Linked DNA regions of Homo sapiens: region 2 is linked to region 1. A link is an interaction called in ENCODE POLR2A ChIA-PET data of the cell type or tissue named here. Cell type or tissue: CD4-positive, alpha-beta T cell. All regions are shown on one strand. Links, peaks and the distances in the headings refer to the core of each region. The heading gives the core; the rest is flanking DNA.

Region 1 (5,381 bases), core at 83-5,082:
CACAAATACAGGCATAATTGTGTGTTCTCGCTCATGTCATCCCCTGTCAGGGCCTCGTATAACTACCTGGAACTCTAAGCTCATCTTGCTTTTTTATCAGAATTTATTCTCAGCCAGTAATCACATTGGAAAAGAGCTAATCAACTAATTGGTATTAAAGTGTGTATACTTGGCTGCGCGTGGTGGTTCATGCCTATAATTCTAGCACTTCGGGAAGTTGAGGCAGGAAGATCACTAGAAATTTGAGGCCAGGAATACAAGACCAGCCTGGGCAACACAGCAAGATCCCTATCTCTGTAAAAAATTTAAAAACTTAGCCAGCCATGGTGGTGCATGCCTGTAGACTCAGCTACTCCGGAGGCTGAGCTGGGAAGATTGCTTAAGCCTGGGAGGTTGAGGCTCCAGTGAGCTATGATTGTGCCACTGCAGCCTAGAGGGAGACCCTGTCTCAACAAAAAAAGCAAACCCAAAACAGCAAAAAGCACCATCCTAGGACTGAGGAGGCAACATTGTATCATAGACTGACAAAAGTCTTTGGAGTCAGTTAGAACCTAGATCAGAATCTAGACTCATTGCTCACATCCATGGGAAATAAAGTGACGTAGCAGTTAAAATTACGGACTTTTGAATCAGACTGCTCACATTTTAATCTCAGCTTCACCATTAACTGAGTGGTGCTGGGCAAATTATATAACTCTTTTGTCTTTGTATTCTCTTTTTTTTTTGATACAGAGTCTCGCTCTGTCGCCCAGGCTGGAGTGCAGTGGCGTGATCTCAGCTCACTGCAAGCTCTGCCTCCCGGGTTTACGCCATTCTCCTGCCTCAGCCTCCCGAGTAGCTGGGACTACAGCGCCCGCCACCACGCCCGGCTAATTTTTTTTTGTATTTTTAGTAGAGACAGGGTTTCACCGTGTTAGCCAGGATGGTCTTGAACTCCTGAGCTCATGATTCGCCCACCTCAGCCTCCCAAAGTGCTGGGATTACAGGCATGAGCCACCGTGCCTGGCCTGGAATTTTTTTTAATGCAGTTCTGCCGTATGCCCTTCTCTCTTCTTACTCTGTGTATTTTCCTGAAGCAGTTTCATCTGCTCACATTGCACGATCACTCACCCATTGATGACCCCCACCTCAGGGTTCAGCAGGTTCACCTCTCTGCTGAACTCTAAATCCAGAAGATTAGCTGTCTCCTGTACCTTACTGTCTGGCTGTCTTTCAGGCCCGAGCACAACATTACCAAAACTAAACTTATGTTCTCTCATGAGATTGCCCTTCTTCCTATTTGTGGCATTGACCTGCTCAGTCTCCCAAGTCAGAAACTTGGGAATCCTGCCAGTGTGTTTTACAGAAACTCAGTGCAAGTTTCCCAGGCTGCTGACCAAAATAGCTACCAGATGAGTGGCACTGCCACTCAATGGGTCAGGTACTTGTGTCCTAATAGCAAATGGGTTCTTCTCTTGGCCCTGTTACTAATATTAAACTGTCATCTAGAGTAATCACTTAACCATATTACAAGACAGTTTCACTATCTGTGCCTGAAAGAGAAATGGAAGTCAAATCAATGAGAATCTCAAATGAAAGCTGCTTGATAAATGCAAAACACTATTCACATATCTTGTTATAGTTATTAAGAGTGATAATATCTGGCTAGGCACAGTGGCTCATGCCTGTAATCCCAGCGCTTTGGGAGACTGAGGCGGGCAGATCACCTGAGGTCAGAAGTTTACGACCAGCCTGACCAACATGGTGAAACCCCATCTCTACTGAAAATACAAAATTAGCCGGGCGTGGTGGTGCATGCCTGTAATCCCAGCTACTCGGGAGGCTGAGGCAGGAGAATCGCTTGAACCTGGGAGGTGGAGGTTGCAGTGAGCTGAGATTGCACCATTGCACTCCAGCCTGGGTGACAAGAGCGAAACTCCATCTCAGAAAAAAAAAAAAAGTGATAATATCTGTGAAAGTATCTGGTCATCAGAATGAAAAATATCAAAGCATATGATCATCTGCAAAATAGCAGTAGTATTTTTAATTTTTTTATTTGTTTTTATTTTATCTTTTCTCTCTCCTTTTTTACATGCCTCCTATCCTGAGAACCCCAGTAGTGTTAGTAATCAGAAGCAGAGCTAATCAGGCAGATTTGTCATATGGACACACACACATTTAGCAACTGCAGGCTCTAGTGGGAAGAATCAAAAGATCCGTGCCGGTTTCCTTGCTGCTCTGTTCTGCCTGGTAAAGATCTGAGAATTAAAGTCTGCGTCAAGAACTTGTTTTTCGCTTTCATTTCCTCCCTCTGAAAGATGAGGGCTTTCAAAGGTTTCAGGCTGCTGCGTCATCACCGAGCTATTCTGGGTGTTGTGCCCTCGTCAGGAGGAGGGGCTGATACAGTGATTCATGCTGCTCATGTCCCCTCTGGGCTCTCAGGAGGATGCGTTATGGAATGTGAATTGTATTTTTAAAAATTCACTCAGGGCCTTAGGAAAGCTGTAACATCATGATCGTATTCTTAGAGGGATCTCATTTTTCTTGACAGCTGCATCTGGGCTACCTTTTTAGTCCTTCCAGAAGGCAAGGCATATTTGATAGCCTCTTTTCTGTTGCTTAGAAATGTGGAGACATTTAGCCCCTGAGATTGCTCAGCTGAATAGGAGAAGTGAAAGGATTCCTCCTTTTGCCACAATCAAGAAGAAACTAGTTCTTGGCAGCATAGATGGTCCAATTAAAAAAAAATCAATAATGAAAAAAAGACCTCTGTGGTTTTTTTCTGAATATGTAATGTAGGTAATATATTTTCTTTGTTGAAAATTCAGAAAATACCTAAAAGACTTTAGAAGAAAGTAAATATCACCCATAATCCCAACACCAAGCGATAGTCACCACTCTAACATTGAGGTATATTTTCTGCTTTTTTCTATGTATTTATGTGTTTTAAAAAAAACATTAAGGTTGTACTATATATATCACTCTATAACTTGAAAAATATTTAATTTTTGAACACTGTATTTTACGTAGCTAGATAATCAAAAAAGTATAAAACTATACAGTGAAAAGTCTTGCTCCCTTCTGATCACATAAAAAACTACCATTTACTAGTTTCCTTACAGAGAATTTTTTTTTTTAATTAAAAATTTTTTTTAAAGACAGGGTCTCACTATGTTGCCCAGGCTGGTCTCAAGCTCCTGGCCTCAGGCAGCCTCCCAGCTTGGCTCCCAAGGTGCTGGGATTACAGGCATGAGCCACCATGCCCAGCCCTTCCAGAGAATTTTTATGCTTATAAAAGCAATTACCAATGATTTTCTTTGCTATACCTGCAAGTTTTTAAATATAAATAATAGCATACTGTAGTAACTATTCTGTATCTTGCCTTTTTCACTTAATATGTTTTGTAATTCATCCGAAATCATTACATAGAGAGCTTCTTCATTCTTTCTTACAGCTGTCATTTTATAATATTCCATTGTACGTATGTACCATCACTTATTTAGCCAGTCCCCTGGTGAATGGATATTTAGATTGTTTCCAATCATTTGCTATTAGTAACAGTGCTTGTGTATAAATAATTTTGCCCTTTACCGTAGGATAAATTCCTAGAATTCTTAAAGGGCATGTGCATTTGATATTTTGATAGCTATTGCTAAATTACTCTCCAGGAAGTTATGTATATAAATATCCTCACCAGAGGCCAGGCGTGGTGGCTCACGCCTGTAATCCCAGTACTTTGGGAGGCCAAGGCAGGTGGATCACGAGGTCAGGAGTTTGAGACCAGCCTGGCCAATATGGTGAAACCCTGTCTCTACTAACAATACAAAAATTAGCTGGGCTTAGTGGCATGTGCCTGTAGTCCCAGCTGCTTGGGAGGCTGAGGCAGGAGAATCACTTGAACCCAGGAGGCAGGAGGCAGAGTTTGCAGTGAGCCAAGATCACACAACTGCATTCCAGCCTGGGCGACAGAGCAAGACTCCATCTCAAAAAAAAAAAAGTAAAAGATTACACTTCTCTTAGCATGAAAAGATATTATAAGTGTCATTGAATTTTTTTCCCTGTGAACTTTTTCCTATTTTATTCCTATTTTCAGTAGATTTAGTCTTTTCCTACTGATTTATAGATATTCTTTATTTATTGAGGAAATTAGTCCTTTGTAATGGGAGTTGCAAATATTTTTTCCTAGTTTGTCTGTTGACATTTCTTTCTTTTTTTTTTTTTTTGAGATGGAGTTTCACTCGTTACCCAGGCTGGAGTGCAATGGCACAATCCCAGCTCACCGCAGCCTCTGACTCTGGGGTTCAAGCGATTCTCCTGCCTCAGCCTCCCAAATAGCTGGGATTACAGGCATGTGCCACCATGCCCAGCTAATTTTGTATTTTTAGTAGAGATGGGGTTTCACCATGTTGGTCAGGCTGGTCTTGAACTCCTGACCTCAGGTGATCCACCCGCCTCAGCCTCCCAAAGTGCTGGGATTATAGGCATGAGCCACCGCGCCCGGCCGTCTTTTGACATTTCTTATGGTGGCTTTTACTGTGCCAAAATATCTGACTTTTAGTAAGTCAAATTAATCAGTTCTTTTATGACTTCTCTTAGGGCTTTGTGTGGTGCTTAGAAAGGGCTTTTCTACTGTGTGATTTTTTTTTTTTTTTGAGACAGAGTCTCACTCTGTTGCCCAGGCTGGAGTGCAGTGGCACGATCTCAGCTCACTGCAACCTCCGCCTCCTGGGTTCAAGCAATTCTCCCGTCTCAGCTTCTCGAGGAGCTGGGATTACAGGTGCATGCCACCACGCCTGGCTAATTTTTGTATTTTTAGTAGAGACAGGGTTTCACATATTGGCCAGGCTGGCCTCGAACTCCTGACTTCAAGTGATCCGCCTGCCTCTGCCTCCCAAAATGCTGGGATTAAACGGGTGTGCGCCACCACACCCAGCCTACTCTGCAGTTATTAAGAGTGTTTTCCCATGGTTTTGTCTATTACTTTTATGGCTTAGTTTTTTACATTCAAATTGTTCCATCTGTAATTTATTTGGAATGTATTTAATTTCCTATGCATTTGTATCAACTTCTCAATTTCTATTCTGGTGTGTTGTTCTCTGTTTATTTGCCATCACCACTCAGTTTTAATATAGTAGCTTTTCAGGCCGGGCGCGGTGGCTCACCCCTGTAATCCCAGCACTTTGGGAGGCCGAGGCAGGCGGATCACCTGAGGTGGGGAGTTTGAGACCAGCCTGACCAACATGGAGAAACCCCGTCTCTACTAAAAATACAAAACTAGCCGGGCATGGTGGCGCAAGCCTGTAATCCCAGCTACTCAGGAGGCTGAGGCAGGAGAATTGCTTGAATCTGGTAGGTGGAGGTTGCGGTGAGCCGAGATCGCGCCATTGCACTCCAGCTTGGGC
Region 2 (5,381 bases), core at 172-5,171, 140 kb before region 1:
TGCCTTATTTTGCACCCTAGTCTAACTATTGCAATTTCCTTCTTCATTTTCCTCTTTCTAGTCTTTCTTCCTAACCAGTTCTAACGCAAGTCAATTAGTTTTTCAGAAGTCTCTCTCTTCTCATGTTTTTTCCTGCTTTGAAACTCAAGTGTTCTCTTTTACTTAATAGATCAAGATCCAACACTAATTTGACATTTAATCAAGACTCTCTACAAGTTGACTATCTCTTACTGGCTGTGTGACTTCTACGGAAGGCAAACTGAGTAAGTTAATTTATGCAAAACACATAGAACAGCACTTAAGATTCAGTGTTAACCATTATTACCGAGAGGCAGCATAGACTGTGCTCACAGAATAGGCTTCAGAGCCAACCTGCCTTGTTCTAATCACAGGATTTTAATCCTGCCACTTCCTGAGTATTTAATCTTAGTAAACTGTTATTCTCTCTGAGCGTGTTTCCTTGTTCATAAAAAGAAAAAATGGGCTCTTTCCCTAAGCAGCCTGAGGTAATCTGTGAAAAATGGTTCGCTATTCACTTGACCCGGAGAACCCCACGAAATCATGCAAATCAAGAGGTTCCAATCTTCGTGTTCACTTTAAGAACACTCGTGGAACTGCTCAGGCCACCAAGGGTATGCATATACGAAAAGCCACGAAGTATCTGAAAGATGTCACTTTACAGAAACAGCGTGTACCATTCCGACGTTACAATGATGGAGTTGGCAGGTGTGCGCAGGCCAAGCAGTGGGGCTGGACACAAGGTCGGTGGCCCAGAAAGAGTGCTGAATTTTTGCTGCACGTGCTTAAAAATGCAGAGAGTGATGCTGAACTTAAGGGTTCAGATGTAGATTCTCTGGTCATTGAGCATATCCAAGTGAACAAAGCACCTGAGATGTGCCGCCGGACCTACAGAGCTCATGGTCGGATTAACCCATACATGAGCTCTCCCTGCCACATTGAGATGATCCTTATGGAAAAGGAACAGATTGTTCCTAAACCAGAAGAGGAGGTTGCCCAGAAGAAAAAGATATCCCAGAAGAAACTGAAGAAACAAAAACTTACGGCACGGGAGTAAATTCAGCATTAAAATAAATGTAATTAAAAGGAAAAAAAAAAAAAAAAAGAAAAAATGGTACCTAAAGAGAGTTGGGAGAATTAAATGAGTAAATATATATAATGTACTTAAAATAGTGCCTACTACATAATAAGCATTCAATAAGTTTTAAGTACGATTATCATCATCTCAATAATTCATTTTTCCCATAAGTCTTCAATACAAACTCTCCAGGCCAGCTGGTGTTTCCTGCAAGTGCCATTATTTTAAATCTACAAATCACACAAGGCCATTCCCAGCTCCCATCCTGTTTAGATTTCCTCAGCCTAAAACGAACCCCCCTTTACACCATCATCCAGTCTTTTCTTCCTGGCTAAATCCTACCTACTCACTCTTCAGGGTCCCTATAATTTCTTTTTGAGGTCAATTCTGATGATACTTGTTCTCTAAGTCTTCTACTGTCTTGAATATAAAACTAGCACTTTCATTATAAGCTGCCTTATTTTCTGTTTTATTTGTGTTTATTTCCCTGATAAGGTCTAAGCTGTGCCTGGTGGGCAGGGCTTGTATTTTATGCATCTTTATATTCCTTGTACAACCAGCATTCCATAAAGGTCTATCAAGTCAAATGGACGAACCAAGTTAGGCTTTCAGAAGTCTAGGTTTGCCTCCTGATTAAGAAAACAAATGTACTATAAATGACCACATTGCTTAATCTTCCTAGACCTACAGCTTCCTCATCTGTGAAACCTGAACACCTCCAAATGACCTATTAAGAATAAACCAATAAAGTATTTCCGTTAGTTTCAAGAGAACTATATAAAAAAGTTTGTATGTAGTAACAAATCAAGCAGGGACTTAAGGGAAAGAGAAATGGTTAGACAAATTAGGAGATATAGTATGTATAGTATTAGATGACTTGTGTGAAAATACAATGACAGAGATAAAGGAGGACAAGAGAACATGGCCATTAGTACATTAACAATTCTTATGAGGGTTGAAAAGGCACAAAAAGAAGAAACATCTCAGGGCAGACAAGGTTTTGAGGGAGGGAGGTACCTTTGTGAACTTCTGCTTGTAGGAATATTAATTTTAGTATTTTTGCTATTGGTCAAAAGATTTGCCTACTTTTTTTTTTTTTTTTTTTTTTTTTGAGGTGGAGTCTCACTCTGTCAACCAGGCTGCATGAAGTGCAGTGGTACGATCTCAGCTCACTGCAACCTCCGTTTCCTAGGCTCAGACAATTCCTCCACTTCAGCCTCCTGGTTAGCTGGGATTACAGGCATGCACCACCACGCCCAGCTAATTTTTTTATTTTTACTTGAGACAGGGTTTTGCCATGTTGGCCAGGCTGGTCTCAAACTCCTGACCTCAGGTGATCCACCCACCTTGGCCTCTCAAAGTGCCGGGACTACAGGCGTGAGCCACCACACCCGGCCAGATTTGCCTGCATTTTTATAGAAAACAAGAGACAAGGGAACTTGTTGGATGAAGAGGAATCAGGTGAGAAAGAGAGTTAAACGTCATTGCCAAGGGTCTGGTACATTCAGAAAAAAAGAGTTTATCAGGTAAAACAGTAAAACAGACATACGCATCGTACTTAAAGGAGATGGTCTCTAGTTAAAGTATGAAATACAGGAAAGTCTTTAGTGGACAAGAAAAATTCATTTAATCATTCAACAAATACTTATTGACCATTACTATGAGCTAAGACCTGCTAAGGTCTAGGGACACAGCAGTAAGTAAAACAGACATGGTTCTTACCTTCATGGAGTTTACAGATAAATGAGAGACAGATATTAAGTAAACAAAATTACAAATAATTAATTATGAAGAAAAAATGACGATTTCAGAACAAAAAGATAAGCAATACAGGTAAAATAAAATGACAACATTTCAGGCACTACTATAGAGGCTGCAAAACGTTAAGAAATATTAATGGCGTTGTTAATTGGATGTGTGTGGAGAGCAGAAAGGAACAAATCAAAGTTCCTGCAAAGGATTAAGCCTGTGAGGCTAGCAAACTTTTGTTATTTACAAAAGCGAGGAAGCTGGAGAGAGGTCTGAGTAACAGTTTGCATCTGCACGGGCCTTTTATGGTTCACACAGCACTTTCACTTTCATCTTACTGATCTTTACTATGACACTAGAAATTGAGGAAATGGCAGCTGGATAGTAAAGTGACATGTCCAATGACAGATTTACCGTTAACAAGATAATCACTTGTTCTGTCCTCATGCAGATAGACACAAGTAAAAGAGACACTCTATTTAGTCAAGATTCCTTACAGAGAGAAAAATGGTCGACATTTTAATGGACAATAAAAACCAACGGGCCTGACCAAACAAATAAGCACTTAGCCAGTCAGCAGCTTGAACAGCATCATTCAAACGACTCACTTTGACAAAGTCCAGGACAGCATCTCTCTGGATCTGCTTGGTCCTTATTTTCTCCTCCTCATACTGCAGGGCAGCAAGCTGAGCCTCTCTCCGAGTGCGCTCTACTAACTGCTCCCTTCTCTGATGAAGTTCCAGGTCTGTGTGTGACAGCTGGAACCAAAGCGTTATTGTGCATACAAAAGTAAAAATGAGGATCACGTTACCAATATTCCCTATCAATTTAGGGAACTACTGTTGACCCATGCAACTTTTGCTTTGAAGTCACCTAGCATTGCTTGAAATGTGTTTATTGGCTAATCTTTTCCCGTCTTTGCACGGTTCTTATATGTATTAGGTTGGTGCACCAAACTAATACTATAAAGCCATCATGAAGGTAAAGATTTTCTATCTAGTGTCTAAAAACACTGTTAGCAAGTATCACGTACATATGTTATATTAATCGATTGAGACAGCTAGTAATGCTTAAATATACCTGGCAATTAATGGCAATTTAAGTATTATAAAAGAAAAAAAATCATCTTAGTTTAAAAAGCAAAAATAAACACAACTACTAAACATTACCTGATTGTGACTTGCTGATAGTGACAGGAGGGAAGATGGCTCAGCTGGAACCCTGACCCAAAAAAGAAAAAAGAAAGAAAAAAACTCTTTGATAAAAAGACAAACAGATACATAAAAAACAAATGAAATTTTTATTGTAAATGTAGCTTTCTATTAATCAGTAGCAAACTGCCTAGTTAGCATTGAAGGAGTAGCTGCATTTTGTAAACCTAAGTCCAAGTCATTAAGTGAAACCAGAGGAAAATCTGATGCCTCCAACTCACGTTTCATGTGGTATCAACTGTCTATGTCAGCCAATACCAACAATACAGTTAATTGAGATCACCTTGCAAACAGCATCATTTCTTTATAACACAAATAACTATTATCTTCGTTACCACCATGATTAAAACACGATACATGTAAACTGAGATCCTTTTACATACAGTCATTTTTATCAACTACAGAACCTCGTAACTGTACTTATAAAGCACACCTGCTCTTATTTTCAATCGATGAAGCAATTTTAACACAGAAATAAAGATTCTGGTTTTTTTATTTTTAAGAAAAATACAAAGCCCTTTTTAATGCTTAAAAAAACAAAAAAAAAGTAGTACTTCCTTCTCACTGCTATCAGTGTTAATTCTTATAGTTTACTATTTATCCTTTTCCTGAAACAGATTTCATTGCTCAAGTCTCTGTAACTCATCTTTGTGTCTGAAACTAAAACTGGCAAGATTAGTTACTGTCTGACGTTTAGGACGTGGCCTCCAAAACTATGATGATTAGCCTATCAGGCTGATCTACAGGCACTGAAATCAGTGTGCTAATTAGGGCAACCAAAAAAAACCCATCATCATGGCTCACTGCAGTCTTGACCTCCTGGGCTCCAGCCATCACGCCCAGCTGTCTTTGTTTTTTTTGTTTTTTTTTTTTTAATTTTTCTGTGGCAATGAGGGTCTTATTATGTTGCCCAGGCTGGTCTCAAACTCCTGCCCCTCAAGCCATCCTCCCACCTCAGCCTCCTAAAGTAATTGGATTACAGGCGTGTGAGCCACTGCGCCCAGCCGTTTTTTTTTTGTTTTTTTTTTTTTTTGTGGCCCAAGGTGGAGTGCAATGCCGTGATCATGGCTCACTGCAGATTCGACCTCCTGGCCTCAAGCGATAATATCGCCTCAGCCTTTCGAACAGCTGGCCTACAGGTGTGTGTCAACCAACCCAGGCTTATTTCTGCAGTTTTTGTAGAGACCGGGTTTTGCTAGGTTAACCCAGGTCGCTCTCAAACTCCTGAGCTTTCAAGTGATCCACCCACCGAGGCCTCCGAGTGCTGGGATTACGGGTGTGGGCCACCACGCCACGCCCTGATTACACATTTAGAGTAACAGGAA

Evidence for each region. ChIA-PET counts read pairs that join two places held together with the same protein. Peaks named below come from ENCODE experiments on the same cell type or tissue, not always from the same donor. Only the 100,000 strongest peaks of a DNase experiment are listed, where the experiment ranks them.
Region 2: POLR2A ChIA-PET joins it to region 1 with 8 read pairs; 5 of 35 experiments call an interaction of 5 or more read pairs at or near these places.

What each region holds. Positions count from the first base shown.
Region 1 is chr3:197,709,420-197,714,800 of GRCh38, reverse strand. All of the region lies in intron 2 of RUBCN (rubicon autophagy regulator), which reads left to right. Among named protein-coding and RNA genes, the nearest start is that of RUBCN, 25 kb to the left of the region's middle. RefSeq lists enhancers at 2,091-2,460, 2,169-2,463, 2,184-2,804, 5,341-5,381. In CD4-positive, alpha-beta T cell, for the core only: no CTCF peak of the experiment used is centred there; a DNase peak (open chromatin) is centred at 2,330; H3K4me3 peaks cover 1,412 bases; H3K27ac peaks cover 1,940 bases.
Region 2 is chr3:197,846,094-197,851,474 of GRCh38, reverse strand. LRCH3 (leucine rich repeats and calponin homology domain containing 3) reads right to left here. Exons shown (of 21, transcript NM_001365715.1): 11 at 4,015-4,066; 12 at 3,454-3,603. LOC105374310 (a long non-coding RNA gene) reads left to right here. Exons shown (of 3, transcript XR_001741090.2): 1 at 1-263. It also overlaps the pseudogene RPL17P18. Among named protein-coding and RNA genes, the nearest start is that of LRCH3, 58 kb to the right of the region's middle. RefSeq lists an enhancer at 3,213-3,272. In CD4-positive, alpha-beta T cell, for the core only: no CTCF peak of the experiment used is centred there; a DNase peak (open chromatin) is centred at 3,164; H3K4me3 peaks cover 796 bases; H3K27ac peaks cover 1,615 bases.